Regions from separate parts of the Homo sapiens genome. Here all the other regions are linked to region 1. Evidence: chromatin contacts called from ENCODE Hi-C or POLR2A ChIA-PET data. All regions are on one chromosome and are shown on one strand. The core of a region is the stretch at or near the end of the contact, and the rest is flanking DNA. Distances in the headings are between cores, read along the strand shown.

The links. A loop is a pair of places that touch in the nucleus more often than their neighbours do. ChIA-PET counts read pairs that join two places held with the same protein, here RNA polymerase II (POLR2A). Pooled maps may share reads with other maps.
Region 2: a pooled map shows a loop between it and region 1 (5-fold over the local background). The contact joins the enhancer-like site here to the promoter of TMEM260 in region 1. A Hi-C loop is called at or near these places in 1 of 37 single-sample maps with no recorded cell type and 3 of 50 pooled maps. POLR2A ChIA-PET finds 5 or more read pairs at or near these places in 1 of 52 experiments (activated CD4-positive, alpha-beta T cell).
Region 3: a map with no recorded cell type shows a loop between it and region 1 (19-fold over the local background). The contact joins the enhancer-like site here to the promoter of TMEM260 in region 1. A Hi-C loop is called at or near these places in 9 of 37 single-sample maps with no recorded cell type and 12 of 50 pooled maps. POLR2A ChIA-PET finds 5 or more read pairs at or near these places in 1 of 52 experiments (H1).

The regions. Positions count from the first base shown.
Region 1 is chr14:56,576,747-56,581,345 of GRCh38, reverse strand. It overlaps TMEM260 (transmembrane protein 260), which reads right to left and starts at 1,548. Exons shown (of 16, transcript NM_017799.4): 1 at 1,272-1,548. The coding sequence starts at 1,431. RefSeq lists a silencer at 1,261-1,480.
Region 2 is chr14:56,197,059-56,201,736 of GRCh38, reverse strand. All of the region lies in intron 2 of PELI2 (pellino E3 ubiquitin protein ligase family member 2), which reads right to left. Among named protein-coding and RNA genes, the nearest start is that of PELI2, 81 kb to the right of the region's middle. RefSeq lists an enhancer at 2,356-2,545. Within about 2 kb of position 2,461, at least 10 of the 41 ENCODE cell types and tissues checked have a DNase peak (open chromatin) inside an H3K27ac peak, as active enhancers do.
Region 3 is chr14:57,058,914-57,063,506 of GRCh38, reverse strand. No RefSeq gene overlaps it. Among named protein-coding and RNA genes, the nearest start is that of EXOC5, 210 kb to the left of the region's middle. RefSeq lists an enhancer at 2,310-3,509. Within about 2 kb of position 2,771, at least 2 of the 41 ENCODE cell types and tissues checked have a DNase peak (open chromatin) inside an H3K27ac peak, as active enhancers do.

The DNA of each region.
Region 1 (4,599 bases), core at 299-2,798:
TAACATCAAAGATCTTCAACGTGGTAGGCAGCCCTAAATATGATCCCCACTAATCCCCAAGTCCTGATATTCTCACCTGTGTAATCCTTCCCCCTTGAATATGGGTTGGGTTTACTGACGAAGTTCCAGGAATAAAATGCAGAAGTGGTATATCACTTACAGTATTAGGTTACAAAATGACAGAGCTGTCAGACAGAGAGGTGTCCTTCATCTTTTTCTTGACAGAAGTCAGTTAACTTATGGAGACCCACATAGCAAAGAACTAGATTGCGTTTCTCCCCAAATTGAGCCTTGAGAAGACCGCAGCCCCATCGCACACCATGACAGCAACCTTTTTCTGAGTACGAGCATCTAGCTTAAACGGCACCCAGACTCCTGATTTACAAAAACGGGAGACGATAAACGTTTGCTGTTTAAGCTGCTCAATTTGGGGATCACTAGTCATGCAGCAAAAACTGCTTCTTCAGTCCATAGGTTCACCACCTGAAATTACAGCACTATTCTGACAAAATTACTGGCCATGATATGGCATTATTGAATCCAAAAACAAAACATGGATCTTGTTTCTTGCATCAAATACAAAACAATTAGTGTGATTTAAGGGCCAATGAGTCATGCTTTTCTTTTTCATAGAAACAGCCGCACCTGGCTTCCACCTTTTTAAGAGTTCTCCTGCAAATATTCTGCATGGCTAGTTCCTTCTCAATATTCAGGTTTCAACTAAAACACCACCTCTTCAGAGGTCTTTCCTGAATAGTCATTCGGAAGGACCCACTACTTACCCCCACTCTCAATCATATTTCCCTCCTACTGTCTCCATAACTTATCACCAGTGAATATGCTGTTTATTCATTAACTTGTGTATTGTCTAACCGCACTGGAACACTAGCAATTATCTGTTCGCCACTACTGTTCTTTTGTTTGAAACATAATAAGGACACCGTGAATAATATCTGTGGACTAAAAAAGACTGAAAGTAAATACTCAGGACCAGGATAAAAGATCTGGGGAAGTGGAGAGGTCGATAAGCCCCACCAGGCGAAACCAACAATACGCCCCATCTCGAAAACCTGAGAACTAAAGAAACCACAACGACAGGAATGGAAACAGAAGTGGGCTCTGGAACACACAATAGTGCGCTGTGCACAGGGGGGTGGATGGAGGCCCAGAGCTGACCAGACCGAATGCCAAGAGCAGGGGCCAGACGCAGACCCTGCCCGTTCTGGGACCAGGGGAGAGGGACAGAAGGGGCAACCCTGCGAGTACTTTACCGGAGTCTCCCCCCGGTACCGAAGGGGGCAGGGTGAAGGTGAACACTGCGGCCACGGCGGCGAACACCGCCACGCCGCCGCGGATGCCCCCGGAGCGCCGCAGCCCCACTCGGACTGCCCGCCCCTGGGCCTGGCCCCTGCCGTCGCCATGGGGACTCATGGGCCAGTGGCGACCGAGGGAGAAGGACACGGCCAGCCCAAGAACCCGGTGCGACACGGAGCTCCCCAGCCGAGAGACGAGCGCAGCTTGTGCGGCGGCCACGGCGGCTTCCGGGTCGAGCCTCCGCGGGTTGGACCGCACCTTTCTCCGCCTGAGCGCGGGGAGGAGAAAATGCCAGGCCTCCCTTGAGCCAGGCCCTGCGAGTTTTCCCGCAGTGCACCACGCATTGGCGTTCACCTACTTATAATGTGATTTAAGGTTCCTAATCACCAGGAGAGCATTCCCTTTAAAAAGCAAGCCCGGCCACAGGCCTACCTTCTCCATGGCTATTCCCCCCTTTTATACTGACTTGGTTGGGTCTGACAGAGACCAAAGCAGCGTCGAAAACCGCGAGCGAGGAAGGGCTGCTCCTGCCCCCTACGGTGCGGGGTGGAACTGCACAAAAGGGCCACGATCAGCCAGGAGCCCCTACCTGTGCTAAAAAAAAAAAAAGGGTGGTGTATTTACCGTATGTGCAAAGTAAGCCAATAAATACATTAATCACAATTATGTATTTATTACGATTTACTACGTTACTATGACTAATTACAATAAGTCTGTGTGCTACTTATTAAATCACTGAGTAATTTTTAGAGAGATTAGAATATGCTAGTGCGTCTTTTTTTTTTTTTTTCATTCCATAGCATAATGAAAACTCTGTAGATGAGTCGGGAAATTTGAGTTCCTGTATTCATGCAGATAACTCAAACCATGATAAAGGTGTCTCCTAGTTTAATGAAGAGGAGTGTTTTGCTGGAGCTTTCAACACAGCAAAGTGGAAAATGAAATTGAATCACCATATTTTACAATGAGCTGTAACGCAAAAAAAAAGAATCGGAGCCGTTAATAAGGACAACTACATAACAGCGCAGTTAAGCTTTTTAAGCTTATGTTTTATTATTAAAGCAATTATCCTGGAGTGGGCGGGGAGGAGAGCAACCCGCATAAAATGTATCTCAAAGACACACTGAAAACCAGTGACAATCTCAAACGTGTTACGCGCAATTTGATAGAGACACAGTGACTAAACTATAGAGTAACATATACCTACCTTGACGGTCATGGGGCCAGCACACCTTAGTCTTTTCCAGGTACTTATACAATTTCCAGCCTTTTCCAGGTAATTTCTCAGCTGTACTGTGAGTTCCTGGAGGAGAGGGGCTGTGTGGTAGAGTGCTTCTAAAATGGATTCCCAGATAACCCTGCCTCCTCACTCACTTCCTGTATAAGCTGCTCGCCTTATGTGTGAGCTTAACCTAAGGATTGGCTTCTATCAATACAATAAGGCAAAAGTGATGGATGTCACTTTCAAGATTAGGTTATGAAAGACTAACTTTCATCTTGCTGGCACTCCCTCTTGTCCTCTCACTTGTTCTCTCTGATGAAGCCACCTACCATGGTGTAGGCTGCCCTGTGGAAAGGTCCACATGGGAAGAAACTGAGAGCCGCCTCTAGCCAACAGCTGGCAAGAAACTGAGACCTTCAGTCCAACAACCTTAGAGGAACTGAATCTAGGCAACACCATGTGAGGGAGCTAGGAAGTGGATCCTTCCCCCACATAAGCCTTGAGATAACTATAACTCCTGTCAAGACTTGGATTGCAGCCTGTGGATGACCCTGAAGCAGAGGACCTAACTAAGCCTCATCCAGACTGCTGTCCTATAGAAACCGCGAGATAATAAATGTTGTTTTAAGTTGATAAATGCAGGCTAATTTGTTAGTTATCAGCAATAGATAGTTAAGATAGGCTGTCTTCTATTTCTTTGCTGAAAGAACATGCCAATGAGTAACCTTGACTGGGTCAAGCATATACTTCTTTCCCTTTTTATGCATTTCACTTTTGCTCATGAGTTTTATTTAAAATTTTTTTATTTTGGAGGGGAATAATTCTTTGTCCATGTTTGGGAGGTAGAGATCAGTGCTGGAAGTACAAATTTAGGAGTTGCTCGTGTAAGGATGATATAAATGACTAACTTGATAAGGGGATAGTGTAGAGAGAACAAGGTTGAGGTCTAATGTCAGCCCATATTCTCATTTAGGGAATGGCTGGAGAAGGGGAGAGAACAGTGTAAGAGAATGAGGCATCACCAGAAGCTAAAGAAGAAAAGTCGATGAAGTACATGTGGTCAGGATGTTACAGAGAGGTAAAGGACAATGAAGAGAGGCACGTCTAGATTTTGTGAAGCTCAAGTGTATAAAACTTGGAGAATTATATGTAAGTAAACTGATATAAAACTGCAGATACAGAATTAGGCACAAGATATTGGAAGACACCTGGGCTAGAGAGGAACTGTGAGGCCTAAGCTTCATTAGCTTCATGGTTGTTTTCCTTTGAAGATTAAGAACTTCCAGTTCTCTGTTTATGTCTGACTCTACCTCTCAGTAAGCATCTGACTATTCCTTCCTCCCCGGAAGTATTTTCTTTTCTGGCCTTCATTGATAGCACACTCTTTGGTTTTCCTTTTATCAATGGCCTCCCTGCCCTGGCTCTGCTTCTGTCGGTCCCCCAAATGCTGAAGTATTCCTGGGCTGTTCTAGACTTTTCTCTCTTTCTGTCTTCTTTCCCGAGATGATCATATTGAAGCTTTAAAGGGCAACTATGGGGCAATATTTCTCAAAATTAGACCTCCTCTGCTTCTCTTTTTTAGCGACCGATTATTTTAAAAAACCCAACTGCCCCCGACCTCTCCATTTCTATGTCTAAATAGCCTGTCAAACCTGATGGACTTTGTCTAATTTCCACCATATTTAAAATGATGCCTGGCACAAAATTGGTGCTAAACAAATATTTATGTAATAAATGAATACATGAACAATCAGAGATCACTGGCATATCCGTTAGGGATTGCATTTAGCTACTAGTGACAGATCCTGCTACAGTGTCTTAAACATTAAAACAATCATTCTCTTATATAAAAGAAGTCAGAAGTCTATAGGAAGTCAGTCTACCACTGGCTTGGCAACTCCCTGATTCCACTAGGGACACAGCTGAAGTCCTCATATCTTTCTGCACCATCCCACTCAGCTCACATTCTCAAGGTCATCTACTGATCCAAGGTGGCTGCTAATGCTCCAGACATTACATCTGTTCTTGAGGAAGAAAAAGAAAGGATGGGAAGAGAAAGGCCT
Region 2 (4,678 bases), core at 1,212-3,711, 380 kb after region 1:
CACTACTAACTATATCTTGGTAAACTATGGTGCAACTGAGCCACCCCCTAAAAGCAAAAGACATTTAGCAGTTCACCATATTTTGCAATTAACCAAATGAGAGCCTATGAGAATGAAATGGTTTCAGGTGGAGTTTGACAATACAATTCATCCATAATATATAGGGAAAAATATTTCCTCAAAAATAACATCTATGTGGTAGGCCCTTAAAAACGATGGATGAATGCATGCAAAATTCTCTGTACACAGACACATGAACTTAAAAATAGAGTACCACTACTACAGTTGTTTAAATCCCCAGCTCCTTCCTGGATAATTGTCACTACTGGGTATATTACTGTCCAAGTCTCCAGGATGAGTGAGTATTTCACATCATGTGGAAGGAGGCTTGCAGGCCTACTTAAGTGAAAAAATCTGTCACTGGTTCTAGCTTATCTTTATCTATATCTTTTGCATTTCTCCTAAGTAACACTCTCATGGAAAAACCACCAGCAAATCCAGGATCATCCTTTCGACAGAATACTGAATTTGAAGAACTGCATGGAAACGGTACTTATCTACAGTTCCATTTTACAGGTTTCTCCCTAAAGCTCAGAGACAGTGAACATTTATCTGGAGCCACATTGCAGGGCGCATGTTCCAGGCCTCCAAATGCACAGGCCAGTGCTCTTCCTTGGGTTCACATTTAAAGACCAAGTTTAATGTTTTTTTAATTGGTGTTTTATACCTAGATTAAATGTATTTTAATATTAGAGATGACTGTGTGACTTTCTTATTTAAAAAGAAGGCCTATGAAATCCAAACAAACTTGTGAAATCTTTAGACAGTTCCATTTAATAATGATCACTAATGGCCATTAGACCAGGCAAAATCTATGAGGCAAACAATCAGAATGTTTGTTTGAAATGCAAATGTAAGACAACTAATGAAAATGCCAACAGTTCTTCTGCTAAGGCCTGCTGTGATATTAAAAACAGTCTAACAGGAACTTTAAGAAGGAGAGACCTGATTCAGGAATTCAGTTACTTAAAAAAGAATCACCTTTGCCTGAAGTACAGGCTGTTCACTTACAGTCATCAGCATTTCAGAAATCAAAAAGCCAATATTTCAACAACTGCGTGTGTATTTTTGGCTGAATGGTGGTTATATTGATTATTTTACCAGCCCTTTAGTGAGATTTCCTTCCTTCTTGGTCGTCATTTCCAGTTCTAGATGGTACCCTATAGGGTAACGAAGGCAGTAGAGTGTGGTAGTTATGAAAGGAAGCTCCGGCATTAGACAGACCCAGGCGTGTCTTCACTCCACTTCTCACCGGCTGTGTGACCCTGGGGAGGTTACTTAACACTCTGTGCCTCACATGCCTCATCTGAAAATGGAAATGATAAAAGCCCTACCTTGTGAAACTGTTGTGAGGGAAAGTAAAAAAAAATATGCAAAGTGCTTATTAGCACAGAATCTGGTGGCCATAGATATTACCTGTATGACACAGAATAAGCACTCTGTATTTGAACTCTCATTATTGTTAGGGCAAGGTGGTGTAGTAGCAGTAAAAGAAAGAAGAAATACCTTCTGTTACAATAACAACTACAAATATTTGAAAATGAATTATGACACAGATTAAAAAGAATGTAAACAGTTATATTGAGGCCTTGAATTCTGTCTTTAAATCGTTGCTCCCTGTATTGTAAGAACTCTTCGTTAATCACTTAAACTGCTGACTGCCAGCAAAACCTAAGCTTCATACAGACCCACTGTCTACCAGGTGAATACACCTAGCGTTGCCATCCATGTAAGGTAATTTCTACAGTGAAGGTAAACCCCAGATACACTCAATCAACATCAAGTCAACAAAGATTTATTGAGCACCACCTGTGTATATGGCACAACCATAAACAGAACTTGCAGTACAGCTTAATTAAATCCCTGGGCCCTGGTAAGCTGAGTGAAAACTACATGTAAATACTTAAGAAATAGCTGGCTGGTTTATCATACATATTTACAGATTTTAATTTACCAAAACAACTTGTATCTTATCCGTTTATATAACCTGTAGGGTCTGTGTTTAAATCAGGATGAATGTGTCAAAGTAGCCATTAAACTGAATTATCAGGGGGTTTTCACTAATACTTGCTAGTTATAAACCTCAGTTCATTGCTAACCACACCCTGAGAAATCAACAAGAAGAACCATGAAGCACTGGGTAGATTTAATTATTATTTTAAATGTAATCTTCCATTTTAATATTCCTGATATAAAGAAGAGTTTTTCATTGCATTGGGGAATCTACCGTCTGTGATTAGTTGAGAACTTTCATTCTCATGGTTCTTGGTTAACTGAACTGTGACTCAGCAGTAACATACCAAGACGAGAAATGACCAGGCCAGACCGTCTCTTGTATAAACAAAAACAGAACAGAAGTAAATGGAGATTAGAGCCCAGGCAGAACCGCTACATTCAGTTTCCAAATATGGGCATGTGGAGACACTCAGGACAATCACTAAGGACAACCCAGAAGCATCACATGATGACTCTCATGGGGGAAGACCTTGGGCAGCAAGAGAGAAACTTTTGGCTCACACATGATAGTAATAAAATTGTTTTTGTTTACAGAATTCTTGTAGGAGGAAGGGGGAAAGATACAAGGTAAAATTAATAAAACTTAAGAAAATAACAGTAGAAAAAGTAAGTGAAGTCATAAGCTGGCTCTTTGAAAATATGAGTAAAACAAAAGCTATTTAAGCAAGAAAAGAAGAACAAAAAATATACAAAATTAGGAACAGACAAGGTGATATAATTACAGACACTAATGATTAAAATAAAGTGAACATTATTCACTTTGTCAAAAATCCAGAGTAGATGGAAGATTTTCTAACAAAATATAAAAGTACCAAAATTGACCAATGAATAGATAGAAAACAAGAACCATTTATACCCTCTCTCTACTTGTCATCAATATCCCACCATACTGGGTCATCTCCATCAGCATATAAGCATGCTCTCCTATCATCCATCATTAAAAAGTCATGACCCCCAAGCCCTCCCTAGTTTTGCTACTCCCCATCACTGCACATCTGTTCCAAAGAGCTGTCACATGTGGGCTCTGCACTTGCTCATCTCCTGCTTATGGCTCAGCCACTCCATGCTGGACACTGTCCCCGCTGCTCCATCAGATTTGCCTTAGCCACCATAGCCACCAACCTGCAAGTGGTCAAATCTAAGTCCCTTCCTTTAAGTCGCATCTCACTGGACTCACTCAGTGCATGTGATGTTGTCAGCTACTCCAGTCTGCCTTAGGCACACTCCTCTCATGCTCCATGATGCCACGCTCTCTGGGTTCTCCTCCCTATTTCCTGGTCACTCCTTTTCAGCCTTTGTCTAAAGGATGAATTCACCAATGCTCAGTCCTAAATCTTCTGCCCCTCTCTACATGGTTGAATTCCAGATTCATGTATCCAATTTGTGCCCTCAACTCTTCCCCTCATATCTCACTGGCATCTCAGACTACACAAGACCCAAACCAAACTCTTTGAGTTTCTCCTTAAACCGGCTCCTCTTTTTTGCCTTGAATGGCATCATCATCCATACATTACAATCAATTAATTATTCCTCTGAGAGAGTCCCGTTGCTTCTTCCTCAAAGATATATTCGCTTCTCTGTACTTCTACTCCCACCATCCTAGTTGTATTAGTCAGGGTTCTCTAGAGAAGTGGACCAAAGAGGTGGGTGTGTGTGTGTGTGTGTGTGTGTGTGTGTGTGTGTGTGTGTGTCTTCACCAGTCATGATCCCTGGTGTGTGTGTGTGTGTGTGTGTGTGTGTGTGTCTTCACCAGTCACCATTCCTGGTGTGTGTGTCTGCATGTGTGTGTGTGTGCACAGGCAGGCCGGAGACCCCAGAAAGAACCAAGACTGCAGTTCAAGTCTGAAGGCCATCTGCTGATAATTCCCTCTTGCTTGGATTGGGTTAATCTTTTCGTTCTATGCAAGCTTTTACCTGATGTGCTTTACTCAAAGTCTAGAGATTTAAATGTTAATCTCATCCAAAAACACCTTCACAGAAACATTGAGAATAACACCTGACCACAAATCTAGGCACAATGGCCCAGCCAAGTTAACACATACAATTAACCATTACACTAGTCTAAGCCACTTCATTTCTGGTCTAAGCCAATGCAACAGGCTCTAACTGGTCTCTGTGCTTCCATCCTTTCCTTCCATATCAAAGCCAGAACACCCGCTTCATGCATAAATGTCTCCCCAAACACCCAACAGCTTCCTATTGCAACCAGATTAAAGCCAAGGCCCATGAACAAGACTTGACTGTACCCTCATCTCATCCCAAGCTCCAACTCCCCACTAACCAGCCCTCAAGCCTGCCTCAGAGTCTTAGAATATGCTGACAGTTACACTTCTGCCCCTCTCTGTTTGCAAGACTAAACTCTATGTATGCCTTCATAACTCATCAAAACTTAAATATGTGTCCCTGGCCCTCACAGTATTCTCCACTGTTTGTTTCCTTGACAGTGCTGAGCACCAATGAATATTATATATTTATTTGTTTGATTTCTTATTTATTGCCTGCCTCTGACCCTACAACCTCCATTTGTGCAGGGACCATGTTTGTCTTAACTCATCCCATGCAGAGCCCAGGGCCTGGCACACAGCAGATGCTCAATTAATAT
Region 3 (4,593 bases), core at 1,522-4,021, 480 kb before region 1:
AGTGGAGTGGTTGTTATACAGATGCAGATTTTAAAGGTTTCCTCCAAATTTTCACTGATGTTTTCAATCTCTAGTACTTACAACATTATATTAAACAATTTTTAAGATTTTTAATTTTTTTCATGGAGGAAGGGCTTGTTTTTTAGCTTTTCGAATTGTCACATTTTAAAAACAAAAATTGCCTATGACACACAAGTCCTCCTTTTTCTTCTAGCTGCTGTACCCACCACTGACCACCCTCTGTGAATACCTTTTCTGTGTATTTTCTGGCCTCTCTTCCCGAGACGTTTTCTGGTTGCTCCCCCCTCACTTCTCTGGTCTTGTATGATTGCATCTAAATGTTGCTATCTGTCAGAGGTCTTTGCCTACTTCTACTGAGGCATCTACAGTGTGTTTCAAAATCCCTACTTAGTTGATTTAGTTTTCTCACATCTCAAAACTAGTGTATCCGAAATTAGCCGGGCATCGTGGTGCACGTCTGTAGTCCCAGCTACTCTGGAGGCTGAGGCACAAGAATCGCTTGAACCCAGGAGGCAGAGGTTGCTGTGAGCTGAGATCATGCCACTGCACTCCAGCCTGGGTGACAGAGCGAGACCCTGTCTCAAAAAACCCCCCCCCAAAAACAGCAACAAAAAAGCTGTATCAAATATGGAATTTGCTCTCTTCTAAACGTGCTTCCTTTTCTGCTCACCCTTTCTCTGCCAGTGTTACCATTTTCCAACCTCCCCGCTGAAATGGTACCACATTTTCCAGGTTTTCTGCCTACTTTTCCAATACTTCTTTCTCAGTCTCTTTTGTCAATCTTCTTCTGCAGCTCACTCCCTGAACATCAGTGTTAGCTGGAGTTCTGTCCCAGCTTCTTCTTTCTTGTCATCCCATTTGGTTTTCCATGGTGAGCTCTCTCAAACCTGTGTCTCCAGCCCAGATCCCGAAATCACTGTGTCCAACACTGTATTCATCATTTCTCCCCAATGCCACCCTCTCCCCACTCACCACATGCACCTTTTTGTGTATTCAGTGGCTAGAATGAATGCCTAGGCATCCACTCCAGAAATCTGGGAATCACCCTTGACTCCTTCCCGTACTCGCTTCCCACACTCGGTCAGTCCTGTCAATCAGAACTCCTTTGTGTCTCTGGAGCATATACTCTTCTCTCAACCCCTGTTACCAGAGCCTTATTTTAGGCCCTCATCAATTTTCATCTGGATTTCCAAGGTATCATCTTGGTTAATACTTGTATCAGCCCATTTTCCAGAAGAAAAAAACTGAAGCTTAATGACATTAAGTAATTATTGCTTATGATGACACTTGCTGGTACCAAGATTTGAACATAGGAAGTCCAGCTCTAGGATCCTCACTCTTAAGCACAAATTATACCACGTCTCTGTTTTGGGAAAAGGAAGGGGGCAATTAGATGGTATATTCTATTTCTTTGCTACTCAAGTGTGGGCCAGAGACCTGCAACATCACATTATCAGGGACTTTGCTAAAAATGCTGAATCTCAGAGCCGCCTAGGCCTCCTGAATCAGAATCTGCATTTACCAACATGTCCAGGTGTTTCATGTGCTTGTGAAGCGCTGCTCTAGTGCAGGTGTGAAGAGTACTGTGTAAGTGCATGTAATTAAACCCAACACTAGCCTTCAGGCCCCCATTCTTAAATTTCCTCTCAAATAGACTTATCTGTGGTTTGAGGTAAAAATTTTTGTTTTAAGACAGAAGCACTTCTAACCAATGGCAATGCATCTTTCTAACACAGCTTAAAGAAAGCTTTGGGGACACATAAGAAGAGAAGTGGGGAACTGGGGTCACAGCTGTGTGACCTGAAGTATATTTGCTCACTCCGGGATGCCAGCTCCAGGTCCCGCCATACCCTGCACTGTTTTCTACCAGTGCTAACAGGGGAAGGAGTACATAAAGGCATTTCTAAGAGGGTGGCTAATATGGAGGGGAAATATAGCGCCACCCATAGATTTCTTACACTGGCCTGATGACTGAGTCATACTCATTTATAGTCATGAAACAGAGGAGAATAACCAAGACTCGAGTGCACAGTGAGTTGGCAATAGATGTAATCATAAGACCCAAGAATTCCTAGCTCTTATTCCCTGGCTCTAGCTATGGGACCACACACGTGAAATCATCTTTTTTACAGATTATTGAGTCCCCCCTTACAAAAATCTTGCCCTGGGACCCCTTGTCTCCATCCCTGAGGCTATGCACATGGAGGAAATCATGAATGCCACCTCATCTGCTGTGTAGGGGAAAGATTTACTTTCTGTATTTGCACTGACATCTACAGTCTGTGTCTATAGTCTTTGATGCCTCAGAACTATATCCAAAGGCTGCCATTGTCTTACAGCTTATGTAAGAAAATCCTTATCTTGGCTTTACAATTAACACAGAAGTGCTAAATGGCAATATTGATGAGTTTGAGAAAAGAACCAGAAATCTAGGGAAAATGTGAATGAATCTCTTTTTTTAAAAGGCAGGCTTAGTGAAATTTGTACCACTGGATCCAATCCCATTGAAACGGGTTGTAAAAAAATAAAGTTTCCATGCTGCTAAGCTGCTTTTATGTGGCCGTGGCATCTCTGCACGCAGCTTGTATGTGTGGGATGCTTCAGTTCCAAGTCAAGCTTGTGCAAAGGTAGACCTCAGATCTGCTGTCTGCACTTAGGCGTCTTCCAAGAGAAACACCCGCCAACTCAATCATTGTCTGACTAAGAGAACCTGGAGTCCTCAGATAGGGAAAAACGAAAAGTTAAATCAAGCAGTTTCATACATACCTGTGACTCATTGTGAAACCCAAGCTGCAGAAAACTGACAGCAGGAACAGAGAATGCTGACCTAGTTTGCCAGAACAAAGGTAGGATTTACTTTTTTGGTTGTGAATTTTTGTTTCTTTATCAAAACAGAGGAGTTTAATGAACATTAGTTCTTAAGGAAACAGGAGGCAGATAACTGAGGGTGGAGCCGGGTCTCCTTTATCCTCCCTCTTCCCTGCCTGGCCCAGTCACTAGGCCTCAGCTGAAACCTTCAAAACCCTTATCTGCCCACTGAAGTGGCAGACTTCTTTAACCTTTGACCTAAATTGTGTTTGAACTTTCATCTTGAGGAAGCAAAGTTTTAACATTAAGCCACTAAAGACTTCAAAAGCCCTGGATTTATGTCCTGTTCTTTAGCAAGAATCCCAATACCCTTGTCTTTGACCAACAAATAAAGTGGGGCTTGTTTGTCCCAATTCTAGTAGTGATATGCTAGGTGAAGAATAATAATCAAGAGGAGGGTATTTATAGCGCTTGATGCATTTTAATAGATAAGCTTCCCAAGAAACAAATCAAAGGAAATATTTCCCTACAGTTTTCAAGACTTTTTATTTGGAGTTCTTATTTTTATTCACAGAATAAATGTGAACATTACTTAAGAAAGACTTTCATTTCTGCCTCTCTGAGAGTATCTAAGGAATTTTAAAGTAAGTCATGTTAATATTTTGGGGTCCAAATTGAGAAAGTCCAAAAGTCACAATACAATATCTCACAATCTCTTTAGAGCCAGTTGCATTTGAAAAAACAATGACTATTTTAATGGATCGTCCTTTATATTCTCGCCTAAATTCACAGAGGATTTGCATTTAGCCATAAACATGCTCAGATGAGGACATGCCTTAAAGAGAGTATCTGAAGGGCAAAGTAAGTCTGAGAGGATTAACAGCAGAATAAAATCCAGATTAAATCAGATAACCAAGGAAAAATTAGTAGAAGAACTAGAAACATTTTAATGTCTGTAACAGGGAAACACCACCCTCAGTGCCCTGAAAAAAGAGGGATGCCCAACAGATTTAAATCAAAGGCCAAAACTTACTTTGATTTATATCTGTAACTCTTATGACTTGCTCTTTTATAAAAAAAAATTTTTACATTAATTTTATTTGTCCTGTCAATTAAAGTAACTGAGGCTGCCAAAACACTGTCATTTCTTATAACTGATTACTCTCCCCTTCCCATGGCTGTCATATGTGTCTCAAGTGTATTTGTCTTTGGAATGTTGTTCCTTTATTGCCTTTTGTGGGACCTGTCTTGCTCTGGCATTTTTACTGTGGTAGACACATTGCTATATTACAGTAAGCCAAAGGTCATCTACACAGCCATCAATTCTAAGAATAATTTTTTGGTTAATAAAAGTAATTTTCTTAGCTGAGGGCTACTTGCTGTGAGGAGGATTTATATTTGCCAAATCACATTTTCTAGAAAGTGATAGAATGTCAACCATCGAACTATAATTTTTGATGCTATAATAGTTTGTTAAAAACCAAATTTTCTTTCTTTAATGTGGCTTTTGAATACAGTAAGAAAGTTGAGTGAGGGTAAGTGACATGATGAAGCAAAAACATGTTTTGGGAAAATGTGTAACAAATGTTATTTGCTTCCTGGCTTAGAAAGCACCTAGGCAGAGAGAACAGAGGGAGTGTGTTGATTAAGAGCAGGAGTTGGAGCTACAGAGATATGGAATGGAAAACTGTCTCAGCCATCTGCAGTGATCCTAGACAACTTAATTAACTTCTCTCAGCTGGGGCTTTTTCATCTGTAAAATGG